2 separate regions of the Homo sapiens genome follow, and region 2 is linked to region 1. The links are chromatin loops, found by intact Hi-C in ENCODE. Cell type or tissue: mammary epithelial cell. All regions are shown on one strand. Links, peaks and the distances in the headings refer to the core of each region. The heading gives the core; the rest is flanking DNA.

Region 1 (7,856 bases), core at 1,285-6,284:
TTCCTGAATGTGACCATTTCTTTTCACTTCCACTGTTCTTACCCTGGTCCAAACTACCATCTTACTCACCTAGGTTGTGAAACAGCCTCCTAAATGCTGTCTTGCTTCCACTGCTGACCAACAGCCAGAATGATCCTTTCATAATGTCTCAAATCATGTTATTCTTTTCCTCGCTGAGCCCTCCAGTGACTTCTCCATGCTCTCAGAGTGAAAGCTAAAGTCTTATTATGCCTATGAGGCCCCCATGATCTGCCCCCACCCCTGTCCCTCATCTCCCATTCCAACTGTATCACCTTTCGACTCTCCAGCTTTAACCTGTTCCAGCCATACTGGATTTTTAGGTATTCCTCAAATCCACAATGCATGCCCCTACTGCAAAGTCTGTTTTTGCGACAGCCTGTCTTGTGCAGAAATCTGCAAGATTTAGTGGACAGTCAGGCAGCCATAGCAAAATACCATAGACTGGGTGGTTTAAACAAACAGAAATTCCTTTCTCCCAGTTCTGGAGGCAGGAAAGGCCAAGATCAAGGTCAGGTGGGGTTTGATTTCTGATGTGGGCGCTCTTCCTTGCTTATAGACAGCTACCTTCTTGCTATGTCCTTCGCATGGCCTTTCCTCTATGCATGTACATGAAGAGAAATCTCTCTCTTTCTCTTCTGATAAGGCCACCAGTCCTATCAGATTAGGGTCCCACTCTTATGACCTCATTTAATCTTAATTATCTACTCAAGGCAAGGCCCCATTTCCAAATATAGTCACTTTGGGGGTTAGGGCTTCGACATATACATTTTGGAGGGTGGAGGGAGAAACACAATTCAGTCCCACTGTATATATAGTTTTTGTTTATTAACTGTCCCCTGCTCATCTTCCTCACTTAGAAAAGAGCTTATCTGCTTTATTCACTGCTACATCACCAGTATTTGGGCAAATGTCCCAACATGTTAGGTATTCGACATAATAGCAGTGGTTTATGTTTTTGTTTGATGTATGTAAGTACCATATTTGGTGGTACTTACGTATTTACGTGCTTACTTACGTACTTAATGACAGTAAGTGCCGTTACTTAGTGCCTGGCATATGGAAGCATTCAATGATGTTCACATTATTAGAAGGTAGCGAGAGGAAAGAACTTTGTATGGGGAGGGATCTCTAAAGCATGGACCAATTTGCAGAAGTGGGAACATATGGCTTACTTAACGGGAATAGCAAAGAGCAAAGGGTTTTTTGTTTGTTTGTGTTTTCAAGATGGGGGAGTACCATGGCACGATCCCGGCTCACCACAACGTCTGCCTCCTGGGTTCAAGCGATTCTCCTGCCTCAGCCTCCTGAGTAGCTGGGATTACAGGCATGCACCACCACTCGTGGCTAAATTTGTATTTTTAGTAGATAGGGGGTTTCTCCATGTTGGTCAGGTGAATTCCCAACCTCTGGTGATCCACCTGCCTCAGCCTCTCAAAGTTCTGGGATTACAGGCGTGAGCCACTGTGCCCAGCAGGAATAACAAAGAGTTCTGTGGAGCTTGGGCAACATTTGCTCAGTTGTAGGAGGGTCTTCAGTGCCATCCTCAGGTGCTAGGAACTCAGTGGCAATTGGAAGCCATTTAATGCCTTCAAGCAGGAGAGTGGCATAGGTAGAACTGCATTAATTCAATTCATAAAAGGATTCATTCAATTCATAGAGGACTGATTGGGGAAAAGTGAGACTTGGGGGCAGAAAACCCCAAGGAGAATTCCTCAAGTGAATCAATTAAACTCAGGAGTTCTCACTATTATACCATCTGCTACCCTCTGCCTCTGTCCTTTATATTTTATTTCAATAATGTGTTTTCACTTAAAAGTAATTATTTATTTATTAAGTATCATTATTATTATTTTAGATGGAGTCTCACTGTGTTTCCCAGGCTGGAGTGTAGTGACATGATCTTGGCTCACTGCAACCTCCGCCTCCCTGGTTCAAGCGATTCTTGTGCCTCAGCCACCAGAGTAGCTGGGACTATAGGTGTGTGCCACCAAACACAGCTAATTTTTGTATTTTTTGTAGGGACAGGGTTTTGCCATGTTGGCCAGGCTGGTCTTGAACTCCTGACCTCAAGTGATCCACCTGCCTCAACCTCCCAAAGTGCTGGGATTACAGGCATGAGCCACCGCACCCGGCCTAAAAGTAATACATTTTGATCTTTTTTCATATGAGCCACATAATTGCCAACCAATTTATTTAATATTTAAATTAGATGATTTATTGAATTCTCTCTCACTCTGTCTTTTGATATTGTCTGTAACATTGCTGTGATGCCTCAGAATGATTCTTCTCTTACAAACTACTAAATGTTCTCAGAAGTCCAGTGATTTCTCTTTTATTTCTCATTCTCTTGGAGAGAAGATCTATTTGCCCATTACTGGGAGAATAATGAGTTATGGTAGAGTTTGAATGGGTTCTTGTTCAAATACTTGGGTCCTAGAAAGATGGGAAATGCTGCATTACTTGAGGTTGATTTTAACTTGCTTGGGGACCTGGCTTCTGTGCAGGTGGTGGGATCAGTAACATCTAGCGGTGGCCATTGGAGTTGGTTGCTTTCTCAGGGGCAGTATTCTTCACCTCTATCCCTCACACTCTAGACAGAGTCCCTCCCTGGTCCCCAAATGTCTTCACTTAACTTGTAGCCCCCTCTGTGTCAGGGAAGGCTGAGGGTAAGCTGATCTCAGCCACCCATTTGCTGCCCATCCATTCATCTCTACTCTTTGTCTGTCTGATTTTCACTTACATCATGTCACTGCCACTTTCTCAGGTAGGCACTGAACCCCACCCCAAATTTTTCTTTATCTCACTGTTTTCCCAACTGCGATCTGAAGACCACTTGAGTCAGAATCATCTGGAGAGCTTGGTGTACATGCAGAGTTCCTGGCCTCCACCCTGGACCCTGAGCATGAAAACCTGCATTCTATTTTTTAACCCTGGCTGCAGGATTTCTCGCAGAACTAGCACATAATGTTTTGCTTCTCCATGGTACTGTTGTCTGTATTATTTAGGCATTATTTATGCTAAATGAAATATACATGTATTTGTATGTATATTCTAATTATATATATTCTAGTTATGTATTTACTGGTCATTTCAAAGGGAAAATTTGAAGCATGGGGAATGAAGTCTATTGAAACATTGAAACACTTGCCACCTATTTCATCACTTCATAGATGAAATAGGATTTTTATATTCTTTATAAGGTTTTATTAGGACAATAAAACCATATTGTAGAAAACTGGAAAAATAGGGAGAAGGGAGAAAAACGTAATTTCCCCAATTTGATGCAGCGACTGTTTTCATGTTGGTATAGTCCCTTTGGGTCTCTGCACAGAAATATTCATAAATGTGTGCAGCATCATTGTTAGTGTTGGTGCCATTTGGTGTGACGTATAGTCAGAAAGAAGAGGCCAAGAACACTGAGTCTATTCTGGGCTTCCTCCTTCCAGGACATAGCCCACTGGACTCATGGAGAAACCCGTTTACAAGAGACCCATCCCAGGGCACCCTGCAGGACCAGGTGCAGAATATCCTCAGAGCAGATCTCCAGCTTACCAATGTGTTCAGCATCCTGAGCTGGTGCCCATGGGGTTCTCCCATTCAGACTGTGTTTATTGTCACCTCCTATGTGCCAGTGAAATGAAGAAGACCCTGTTGCTTCCCTGGGGCTCCCAGGCTTATGGGGGAGACAGACACATAAACAGCAATTACTGCACAGTGACACACATATCACTCTGGAGGACGGTTACTTTGGGCCCTGGAGGACAGAGCACAGTCACCAACTGACCAGCCTCCATTCTATGCCCAGACTTGTTTCCAGTGGAGCCAAGGGGCTTTACAAAATGAAATACTGAAACTCCAAACTGTGTGAGTCATCACGTTAGGCAGCGTCATCACCGCAGGGAATGGCATATTCTCTCTTTTAAATTTTATTGCATTTTTATTGGAATTCTGAAATATTTACAGTATATAGAAATGGACAGAAAATGATGAATCAGACACACATGTGTACATCAGACAGATTTCAACAAAGAGCCTATTTTACCACATTTGATTCATATTTTCTTTAAAGGAAATAAAACACCTCACTGTTGAAGTCACCTTTTCAATTCTTCTGGATCACACTTCCCTCCCTTCCTCTCTCCTTGCCTAGAGGAAAACACTGTTTTGAAGCTGGTCTGTATTCTCCCTGTAACTGTTTTTCTTTCATTACCTAGGTATGTGCTACATGTTTTAAGTATATATACGTTGTATCATACATGTGTTCTTCTGCAACTTACTTTTCTCTACCTCTCAATATTAAGTTCTTGAGATTTAGCCATGTGGATCATGTAAAACCTAGTTCCTTTGTTTCAACTGCTATAGAGTATATTCCAATATTTGGTAATAACACAATTTATTTATCCATTGTCTCTTGGATGGACATTTGGATTCCTACAGACACTCTTAGGCTGGGGGTGCTGGTATATGCCTATAATCCCAGCACTTTGGGAGGCTGAGGCGGGAGGATCCCCTGGTTTCAGGAGTTCAAGACCAGAAAATACTCTTCCTTATGTCTCCTTATTGATACGTGTAAGAATGTCTCCAGTATGAGTTCCTAGAGGTAGATTACCTAGGTCTTCAGAAATGTGTATTTTCAGTTTCACTACATATCTCCAAATTGCTCTCCAAAGTGTTTGTACGCATTTTCACTCCTACCAGCAATATAACAGATCCCATTTTCTAACATTGACATTATTGCACATGGCAATTTTTGACAGTTTTATAGATTCAAAACAGTATCCCACTAAGTTTTTTTAACTTACATTTATCTGATTAATAGAGAAGATGATTATGTTTTCATATGTTCATATGTAGTTCTTTATGTATTCTGGATACCAACCCTTTTTTGCTTATATGCATTGAAAATGTTTTCTTCCAACCTCTGGCTATCTTTTCTTTTCTCTCTCTCTCTCTCTCTCTCTCTTTATTTATTTATTTATTTTTTTGAGACAGGGTCTTGCTCTGTCACGCAGGCTGGAGGGCAGTGGTACAAACACTGTTCACTGCAGCCTTGACCTCCCTGGGCTCAGGTGATCCTCTCACCTCAGCCTTTCAAGTAGCTGGGACCACAGGTATACACCATCATGCCCAGCTTAGTTTTTTGTATTTTTTTGTAGAGACAGGGTTTCACCATGTTGCCCAGGCTGGTCTCCAATTCCTGGGCTCAAGCGATCCTCACACTTGGCCTCCCCAAGTGCTGGGATTATAGGTGTGAGCTACCACCCCCAGCCTCTGGTTATCTTTTAATGCTGTTTTCAGCAACTTCTTTCTTACAGATATTTGTAAACTTTCCTTTGATGTAGTTGTGCATTGTACATTTTGTTTGAGGAATCCTCTCTGTCCTGAGACCATACATAGAGTCTCCAATAGTTTCTTCCAAAAAAGTCAAGGTTTTGTTTCTACATTTAAATCCATAATGCAAGCGAACTGAAGTGGTCCTTTTTTAAAACTATGAAAAGTTCACAATATTAAAATGAACAGCTCCATTATTATAAAACAAACATAACTACAGTCTATGTCAAGACATAAAACCTCAGGGCCGGAGAAACCCTTCACGTGTCCACTGTCAATTATAACCCCTTCCTCTTGCCCAAATTAACCACTATCCTAACTATGATGCCAATTGTATTGTTGCTTTTCATTGTAGTTTTACTATGTATTTAAGCATCCTTAAGTAAACAACTCAAGATAGTATTTACTAATTATTGAAGTATCCGTATTGTTTAGTTCTGCTTGTATTTTTAAATTATGTATAAATGAAGTAATATAGCACATAAGCTTTCATGTCTGACTTCTTTTTCTTCAACATTTATTCTGTGACATTAGTCCACGTGAGGTGCAGGATCATTTGTTCATTCCCATGATGCTATGTTGTGCCCTTGGACAAATACTCCACAGTGCATTTATCCAGTCTAGGACTGAATATTTGGAATGGATTTATTCCCAGTCTGGGGATACAGAGGTCAGTTTAATTTCTTTCTGTGTCAAAACCAGTTCTTCCACAATCATCCATTGAAAAGCCTCTCTTTTCACTGCTACTTTGTGGAGGCATCTTTGTCATAAATCAAATGTCCCCTTTTTGCGTGGTCCCCTTTCTGGTGTCTGTTTTGTTACATTGGTCAGTTTGTCTATTCTTGCATCAGTACCACACTACCTTAATTAGTTAAGCTTATAATCTGTCTTGAGGCTCAGCGGAGTAAATTCTCTCCTTTATTCTTCTTCAAAGATATCTTCCATCTTCCTGGATCTTCATAATTCTAGTTTATAACTAACTTGTCAACACACACACACAAACACACATACACACACACAGACTCACACCTTTTGGACTTTTAGGTGAAAACCATCTGATTTAATTTTGTGTGTGTTGTGAAGTTGAGATCTTATTTTATTCCATTGTCTATTCTATTGGGATGGCCAGTTGTCCCAACTTCATTTATTGGCTATTCATTTGTATATTAACATAGCTGCACCATTTTTCTTTTCACTAATACACTTGATCTTCATTATTCATGGGAATGTAATTACTTGCTAACATTTATCTGTAGCCCCAAAATAAATCCTCTTGGCACTTCCATGGTCATTTATGGGCATGCGCAGCGTTGACAAAATTGAGTCATCTGACGGGCACGCTCCCATCTGAAGTCAAACACGGGTACACTGTGCCTGCTTGTTTCAGCTCTCACATGTCAACAAGTGTCCTTTTCAAGGTCATTTTAATTCCATGGTTTTCGCATTTCAGTGCCATTTTTTCCTGGTGATTGTGCAGTTTAAAATGTTCCCTGGCCGGGTGCAGTGTCTCACGCCTCTAATCCCAGCACTTTGGGAGGCCAAGGCGGGCAGATCACGAGGTCAAGAGTTCAAGTGAAACCTGGTCTCTACTAAAGATACAAAAAAATTAGCCGAGCATGGTGGTACACACCTGTAATCCCCGCTACTTGGGAGGCTGAGGCAGAGAATTGCTTGAACCTGGGAGGCGAAGGTTGCAGTGAGCTGAGATCGCACCACTGCACTCCAGCCTGGGTGACAGAGCAAGACTCCATCTCAAAGAAAGAAAAAAAAAAAAAAGAAAAGGTTTCCCAAGCCAGTGTGAAGTGCTATCTAGTGTTTCAAAGGCTGTGATGTTCTTTATGGAGAAAATAAGAATGTTACGTAAGTCTTGTTCAGGCATGAGCTATAGTTCAATGTTTAGGAATCACAACTATATATTAAGTGAGGTATCTTTAAACAGACACACACATAAAACAAAACAATGTTACGTATTGGTCAGTTGATGAAAATGTTGTGACCAGAAGCTTGTAGTAACCTAACCCTGTATTTCCCCTAGGAACAATGGTTCAGTATTTGCTAATTCAGTTTTCATGGTAAATTTATGAAACATAACTATCATGAGTAAAGAGAATTGACTTCATTTGGCTAAGATGCCTTTTTCTATAACTTTACTTTCAAATTTTCTGTGTGACTCTCATAAACAGCATACAGCTGGATTCTACCCCCACCCCTCAATCTAATCTGAGAATGCCTGTCTTTTTAAAAGAATTAGTTTATTCATGAACACTAGTATATATTGGCTTATTTCTACCATTTGATTGTGTATGTTACATTTACCCTGTTTTTTGTGTATTTTTCTCTCTTTTTTCTGCTTTGTATTGAATTTCTCAAATTCTACGTATTTATGTATTTATATTTACCCTCCAGGTTTATAAATTATACATTCTATCTTAATTCTTTTGGTAGATACATTACCCTTAAATTGTTAACACGTGTGTTTAATCAAAAAAGACTAAAGTTAAACT
Region 2 (7,856 bases), core at 965-5,964, 390 kb before region 1:
TAAAATTCTTTTTTCCTTATTTTTGTCTGGCTGAGTTAATTCAAAAGACTGGTCTTCAAGCTCTGAAATTCTTTCTTCTGCTTGGTCTATTCTATTGATAAAGTTTTCAACTGTATTTTCAAATTCTTTACATGAGTTTTTCAATTCTAGAACCTCTGATTTCTTTTTAAAGCATTTAAATCTTCCTTCATTTCCTGGATTGTTCTAGAAGCTTATTTGTGTTGATTTTCAACCCTGTCTTGGATCTCATTGAGCTTCCTTGCAATCCATGCTTTAAATTCTTTATCTGTCATTTCTGAGTTTCCATTTTGGTTAGGAACCATTGCTGGAGAGCTAGTGTGATGGTGATATCACTACATTCAGAATTTTTATGGTGCCAGAATTCTAGTACTGGCTCCTTCTCATCTGGAGGCATTGGCACTTCTAATTTTTGTAGTTATTTTCATGTGGATAAAACTTTTTTCTTTCTTTCCTTACAATTTTTTTTTTCTTTTCCCTTTTCCACCTCCCTAGGGGGTGTGACTGTAGAGAATGTTGAGTAGGGTCTTTTGGCTTTGCTTCTATAACTATAAGCACTTCTGCTAGCAGGTTTTATATTGGGCTGTGTGGTTTGACTTACAAACCAGTAGATGGAGCTTATGGGTAAGAGCTGGCTGTGGCCAGTGCAGCCAGGTGTATACCTGATCCTTGTTTACTGTGAGAAGCTCTCTGTTGCCTCAGGTAATGGGCTGATTCATGGAGTGCACAATGGCCTGAGCTCCCTGCTCAGGCCTAGAGGTTGGGGCCAAGATGATGAGCGTCAGACTGGGCAGGTCCATCTACAGGTCCCCAAGTGGCAAGCATAAGCACAAGTGCTGAGGGAAAATCCAGTGAGTGCCCACCAAGCACCCTAAGGTATGACTAGGCATGCATCTGGGAAACTTCCTCAGCCCCAATTCTCTGTATGGGAAGGGGAGCAGCCTACACTTCTAATCCAGGACAGTGGGTGCCCAGATGCCTGGAAATCTGCCTTGGCATGGAGGGGAGAAGGCCCTGCTCTGCCACAATCTCTGCACAGGAAGGGTGGGGGCAGTTCAGGCTGCTGGTCCATGTGACTGAGTGCTCTGAATGCCTGGGGTTCTTCTGCCTGGGTGTGGAGTGGAGAGGGCCTTGTGCAAGAAGGGTGGGGCAGCTCAGGTTGCCAATCCAGATAAACAGGTGCTCCAAATGCCTGCAGATCTGACTGGGTTTGGAGTATAGAGGGTCAAGCTGCACCACAATCTCTGCATAGGAAGGGTGGGGCAACTCAGGCTGCTGAGCCAGGTGAACGAGTGCTCTGAATGCCTGGAGATCTGCCCAGTCGTGAAGCAGAGAGGGCCTCCTGGTACCAGGATCTCTGCACAGGAAGGATGGGGTAACTCGGGCGGCTAATCTGTGGGAGCAGATGCTCTGAATGCCTAGAGAACAGCCTGGGTGTGGAGAAGAGAGGGTCCTACTGCACACAGTCCATTCCCAAGAAGGGTGGGGCAGCTCAGGCTGCTGGTCCAGGCAAGTGGGTGCTCTTAATGCCTGGCGCTCTACCGGGAGGTAGAGCAGAGAGGGCCCCACTGCACCATGATCCCAGGGAGCAGGCTGCGGCACCCAGAAGTGACACATGCAGACCAGACTGGTTCCAGGTTGCCAAGCTGGCCCTGGCTGCAGTTCTCATCACCCAGAAGAAACCATGCTGTAGTAGCTCTCCTCCCTCCCCAGGTCTGCAATGGAGAAAAGCACAATTCCAATGCTTACTGTTGAGGTGCTTTCCACAGTTCTGGCCATGGAGGCCTGTACCCTGGTCCAGAGCAAGTGCTCCAATCTCTGGCCTGAGACTAAAATGCCTGTGCAGCCACACTGCCAGGTTGCCAAAGAGTAACTGACTTTGTATACACTCATATTGAAAATGGCACCCTGCTCTCAGTTCCAGGTCTGGGAAAATGCCTGCAGCTTTTCCAGGTACCTTTCTCTCTCAGCATCTCCAAGCCTCTCCCTGAGTTGGCTCCAGGGCTTGGGAGAAACAAAGCGCTTTCCCTTGGCTTGGATTGCTGTGTTCCCCAGAGGAAAAGTGAATCACAAAAGGAGGCTCCCTGCCCCACTCATGCACTGGGGCTTTACTCACTTTCATCATTGAGACGCAATCACAGGGGCTGTTTGCCCACCTTCTCGTCCCCAGGATTTAGGGTGTCCTTCATGATTCCAGTGGATTCCCAGGTTTTTTTTTTCTTGAATTAAAGCTCAGAGTTGATCTTTATGTAGTATTTTGCTATTTCCAAGTTTTTGAAGCATACTGAAAGCCTCTACTTCATCACCTTGAAAAGGCAAAACTAGAGGCTTTCAGTGTGCTTCAAAAACTTGGAAATAGCAAAATACTACATAAAGACCAACTCTGAGCATTAATTCAAGAAAAAAAAAAAACAAAACTGTCTCATTTTTAAAGGATAGTTTTTCCAGTTTTAGTATTCTTGATTGATAGCTTTTTTCCTTCAGCACTCTGAGTACATCATTCCACTGCCTTATGGCTAAAAGGTTTTTGCTGAGAAACCTCCTGATAATCTTATAGAAGCCTCTTTGTCTGTGATGAAGCACTTTTACTACTTTCAAGGCTTTCTCTTTGTCTTTTGACAGTTTGATTATAATGTGTCACAGTTTGGGCCTCTTTGATTTTATACCAGTTGGAATTCATTGAACTTGGACTTCTATTTTCATTTGTTTCCTCTGATTTGGGAAGTTTTTGGCCATTTCCTCAAATAAGGTCTCTGCCCCTTTCTCTCCTACTTCTAGGATTTCCATAGTGTATAAAAGGGTCTGCTTGATGACGTCCCATAAGTCCCTTAGGGCCTTTTCAGTTTTCTTAATTATTTTTTCTTTGTGCTCCTCTGACTTGATTCAAATGAACGATCTGCAAATTTGCGAGTTCTTTCTTCTGCCTAAGTCTGCTTTGAACAGCTGTAGTGAATTTTTCAACTTAGTTATTGTATTTTTTAGCTCTAGAATTTCTGTTTCTTTAGTTTATTTCTGTTGACATTCTCACTGGACTCATCCAGCATTTTCCTGATTTCACTTAGTTGTCTATCTGTGTTCTCTTTTAGCTCACTGAGCATCTTCAACACAGTTGTTTTGAATTCTTTGTGAGAAAGTTCAGCAATTTGCATTTCTTTAGGCTTGGTTACTGGAGTTTTATTTTGTTCATTTGATTGGGCCATGTTTACCTGTTTATTTGTATGCCTTGTGATCTTTTGTTGAGATTTTGGCATTTGAAAAAACAACCACCTCTCCCAGTCTTTATGAATTGGCCTCACGCACGGGGAGACTTTTACCAATCAGCCTGGCAAAAGGTTCTGGGACCTCTCAAATCTTTTCTGGGGATGTGTCTTCTCTGGCCTTGTGCATGCCTGTTTAACCGTCTCGAATTCCCTAGTCTATTTCTTCTCAAGAGACATAATCTCTTGCTCCTCCTGCTGTCTTCCTGTGGAACTGCATAATCTCTGCAGCTGTAACGTTCCTTGGAGCTTGCCTGTTTCCAGTGGCTTCTGTGCTGCCATTCCTGTCTGTGCTCTGAGTCAGGCAAGACAGAAGTCAGTCTCTCAGGCAGCCCCCAGACAAGCCAGAACATTGGCTGCACAAGTCAATGTTTGGTTTTCAACCCGAGGGAGTAGTTCTGGTATGGGAGGTTTTCTCATGGTTGTGCCACATTATACTGGGCCCAGGAATCTCTTATCAAATCCCTTACCACTTTGTGACATCATAAAATAGTGGCAGTATTTTTCTTTAGTCAAAAGTCAACCAAATATATGCTGCTTCAGCAGCTGGATTGTAACCTCTAAAGAAGGAGGTTCCAATGATATCAAGGGAGGAAGAAGGAAATAGCAATTCTTTTCCAACTCCAGCTCCGTCTGTTTCAGTCTCTGCACCAGGCACTTTACTCACGTGGTCTTTTTTACATCTTGTAAAGCAGGTGGTGTTATCCCCATTATGCAGATGAGGAGCCTGAGGGCTGGGGAGGGTATGTGACTTTCTATGTTCTGAGCTGTAGAAGCTGGATTTGAACCCAGGTCTGCCTAACAGCAAAGTTGGTAAAATACCTGAGACTGGGTAGTTTATAAAGAAAAGAGTTTTAATTGGCTTATGGTTCTGCAGACTCTACAGGAAGCATAGTGGCTTCTGCTTTTGAGGAGGCCTCAGGAAGCTTCCAATCATGGCAGAAGGCAAAGGGGGAGCAGGTGTCCTACATAGCAGGGGCAGGAGCAAGAGAGAGAGACAGTGAAAGGGGAGGTGCCACACACTTAAATAACCAGATCTCATGAGAACTCACTTACTATCATGAGAACCGCACCAAGAGGGTGGTGCTGCACCATTCATGAGAAACCCACTACCATGATGCAGTCACCTCCCACCAGACCCCGCCTCCAACACAGGGGATTACAATTTGACATGAACTTTGGCCAGGGACACAGATCCAAACCATATCAGTCTTTTTTCCATGACACTGAGCAAAAGGACCCAATCTTGGTCATATGTGTCCCTCACCCACCCCCAATGTGCCCAACAGAGTTCAGCAAGTGTTTATTGCACGAATGAGGCTAGAGATGCAACCAAGGAGACGCAGAGGAAACCAGCCTTGCCCCGCCACCTGCCCCCGCTTCCTTGCCTGTATGTCTGTTGACTTTTGCTTTCCCTTGGTTTATGCTCTAGGGGCCTGCGGGGTTTCTGAGCCTGGGCAAAACTCACTGAGGAAGGGAAAAAAATCTGCTCACCAGGTCACACAGCACATTTAAACAGATTAGGCAAAACCTCTCCCTTTCTCAAGACACTTCCATATATGGAAAATTATTGTAATGTACTGATTTTCTTAGCATGAGTCTCTTTACTGCCATCTTCTGGAAGTTTATGACAGTATACACATTTATGATTATGATGGATAGCAGGCAGTCCTTTGCACCCTAGGTGTGACACTCTTGTGCCACTTCTCTGTGGTGGCCATTCAGGGAGATGAATCTGGAACCTTCTGAAGCCTAGGAGAAGAGGTTTATGGATTCTATTTTTCTGTTTGGATTTGTTACCCTGGTCCTGCCCATTGTAAATCTCTGGGCTTCTTCGTGTTCACTACGCCCGCCCATACCTGATCTTGCCCTGGGGCCTGTAAGGAGTCTTGTTTAAATGCAAGCCATTGCAGGAGTGAAGGCTTAACATCCCATGAACTCCTTTAGTTTTCTGCCTCAGTTTCCTTGCTGGGCTGACAGCTCCGCCACCTGACCTAGCTTTGACCAGCCCTGGGACCTTGGCCACTGGAGGGTGCTATTAGCTGGGTTATTGCTGGGATAAACTTGACCACTGGACCTCACTGGCTGGGAACCTTTGAATGTCTTCTATTGGACTGTTAGTCATTCTCCTTTGGGGCTTACAAGGTTCACTCACTCAGTCACTCACTAATTCAATTCATGAGTTCAGCAGGTAATGACTAAGTCCCCACACCATGCCAGTACTGTGCTAGGCACTGGGGGATCAATGGTGAGAAAAACAAGCAAACAAGCACATGGGATGCAGCAGACACCTCTGGCACCCTGCTCATCACATTCCTTGGCCAGCTGTGATTTCAGTGCCAGCGACAGTGGCCGGTGGCCGTTTCCCTGACAGCTCAGAAAGCTTGCCTTGCTCTTACAGCATCCACTTCATGTATGGGACAGATGCCTGTTGGTTTTCTGCCTCAGGGTCTTCTCCAGCGTTGTGGGAACACTCTTAGCCCATGCAAGCCTGGCGGTGTGAAGGCACGAGTTAAAATGTACCCAGGATTTGTTTTAATCAGTATGGTCAGACACGCAGGCAGGGAGATGATTGTCATAAAGGAAGAAGTTTATACTAAGTACTCTAGAAATGGGAGGCACTGCACACTGCTACCTGGAACACATGGGAAGCGCCAGGGTCAGAAGGCAGAAGAGGGAGAGGGGAGAGCAAGGCTCAGAGCCTTTGTTGAGGATTTCTTGGGAAGGTGTGGGCAAGGCAGGGTAGGTAGACTGAGTTAGCTTAGGATGGATAGTGTGAATCACTGTGGAGGGCTCTGGGCTTTCAAGGTCATTCCTAGTTGTCTGGTTCTTGGCCCTGTAGTGATTTAGGGCAGAGAGAATATTGACTTGGCAGTTGGACGGTTGGGGGTGTGGGCTCTGGAACGATTGCTTTGTACATCAAAGGTGCAGTCACAGGGGAGTCCTTTGCTGTCTCTAGGAATTAGCTAGCTCTGGGAGGGGCAGTCTCTCCAGGATCAAGGCCCCAAATGCCGGAGCATCAGGAATACAGAAAATAAGAAAATGCAGTCAATACAGGGCATGAATCTTGTCCGGGGAAGCTCTCAGCCAATGAGGGCTGGGAGCTGGTGGATGAATGCTCCAGGCTCTTGGCCTTTAGGGGACTGATTCTGGGGACTTCATGCTGCTTGTCAGGAGGTCCCAGCTGCACTGAGCCTCTGTTGCCCAAAGCATTGATGACCGCAACACAACTTTTAATGATCTTACTCCTCCCTATGCCATTTTCCCTCAATCCTTCACTCTTGCTGTCTGGGAACCTCTCCCAAATAAACAACCTGCACTCCAGTCTTATCTCAGGCTGTGCCTTCTGGGAACCCCACATAAGCCACCTGACCCCTGCTGCCTTAGAGCTTTACACTAGGCTCGGGAAAAGCTTCCTGGAGAAGAAACCATTTTTCTTGCTGCTGAAGAAAGACTCATTGTGTCATGGGTGAAAGGGGTAGGGGGAGAGCAGTCGAGGCAGAGCGAGCCACACATGCAAAGGGCCTGAGGCTGGTGGGAGGAGCATGGCCTGTTCCAGGAAGGTGTCAGGGGCTCCCCAGACCCCCGTCCCCACAGATCCAAGTTCCCAGCATGCCTTGCACCAAGGTCCAGCCATTTACAAAGAAAGAGCGAGTCCATCTGAGTGTTGACACATTCAGCGGCTCAGGTAATGTGTTTATTTTTATTTTTATTTTTGAGACAGAGTCTTGCTTTATCACCCAGGCTGGAATGCAGTAGCACCATGTTGGCTCACTGCAACCTCCGCCTCCCGGGTTGAAGCAATTCTCATGCCTAAGCCTCCCAGAAAGCTGGGACTACAGGCATGCACCACCACGTCCGGCTAATTTTTGTATTTTTAGTAGAGATGAGGTTTTGCCGTGTTGGCCAGGCTGGTCTCGAACTCCTGGCCTCAAGCAACCTGCCTGTCATGGATTGGACATGTGAGTCACCAAGCCTGGCCTCAGGTAATGTGTTTTAATAAGCAGCTGTTTGGTGTCCTTCTCCAGGGTAGTGGTAATGGCAGGGAACAATGAGACTGATGGGGTGTGTGTGAATGGCACCCTTCTTGCCTTTCTCCATCCCAAGGTTTTATCAAGATTCATCCCTCTCTTGGTCCTGGGGTTGCAGGGCCTGACCGGCACAGAGGAATCTCTGTGTAGTTTCCAACACCACTCATTCACAAAGGGGAAACTGAATCCCGTGTTAATCTTTCCACTTCAAAGATGATTCCAGGTGAATGTGGGAGCCCAGTCTCAGAGACGCCCCTCTCCTTCTGGCTCTGGTTCCCCTCCCTCCCCTGTAGCCTGCCCACTGAACTGGGCCTCTGGGCTCAGCTCTGCAGTCTGCAGGCCACCGGGAGGAGGTGCGCAGAGATCTGGACGGGTTTACAACAGCTTGACTGGAAAACTTGGGGATTTCAGATCTCAGCTAAGAGGAAGTCTCTGGAATGCACAGACCCTAGCCCCCTTGTCTTTGGGGCCAGGCACAAAAATCAGGAGTTCAGTGAAGTTTCTGTCCTTGCATTTCTTCCAAGGGTGGGGCTCGAGAGAAGGGAGGGCC

What was found. Peaks named below come from ENCODE experiments on the same cell type or tissue, not always from the same donor. Only the 100,000 strongest peaks of a DNase experiment are listed, where the experiment ranks them.
Region 2: it touches region 1 in a loop (5-fold over the local background); 2 of 110 quality-filtered maps call a loop at or near these places.

The regions. Positions count from the first base shown.
Region 1 is chr16:65,880,300-65,888,155 of GRCh38, reverse strand. No RefSeq gene overlaps it. Among named protein-coding and RNA genes, the nearest start is that of LINC00922, 310 kb to the right of the region's middle. In mammary epithelial cell, for the core only: no CTCF peak of the experiment used is centred there; a DNase peak (open chromatin) is centred at 3,905; H3K27ac peaks cover 1,908 bases.
Region 2 is chr16:66,271,637-66,279,492 of GRCh38, reverse strand. No RefSeq gene overlaps it. Among named protein-coding and RNA genes, the nearest start is that of CDH5, 91 kb to the left of the region's middle. In mammary epithelial cell, for the core only: CTCF peaks have their summits at 3,480 and 5,274 (motif pointing right); DNase peaks (open chromatin) are centred at 1,202 and 3,512; H3K27ac peaks cover 238 bases.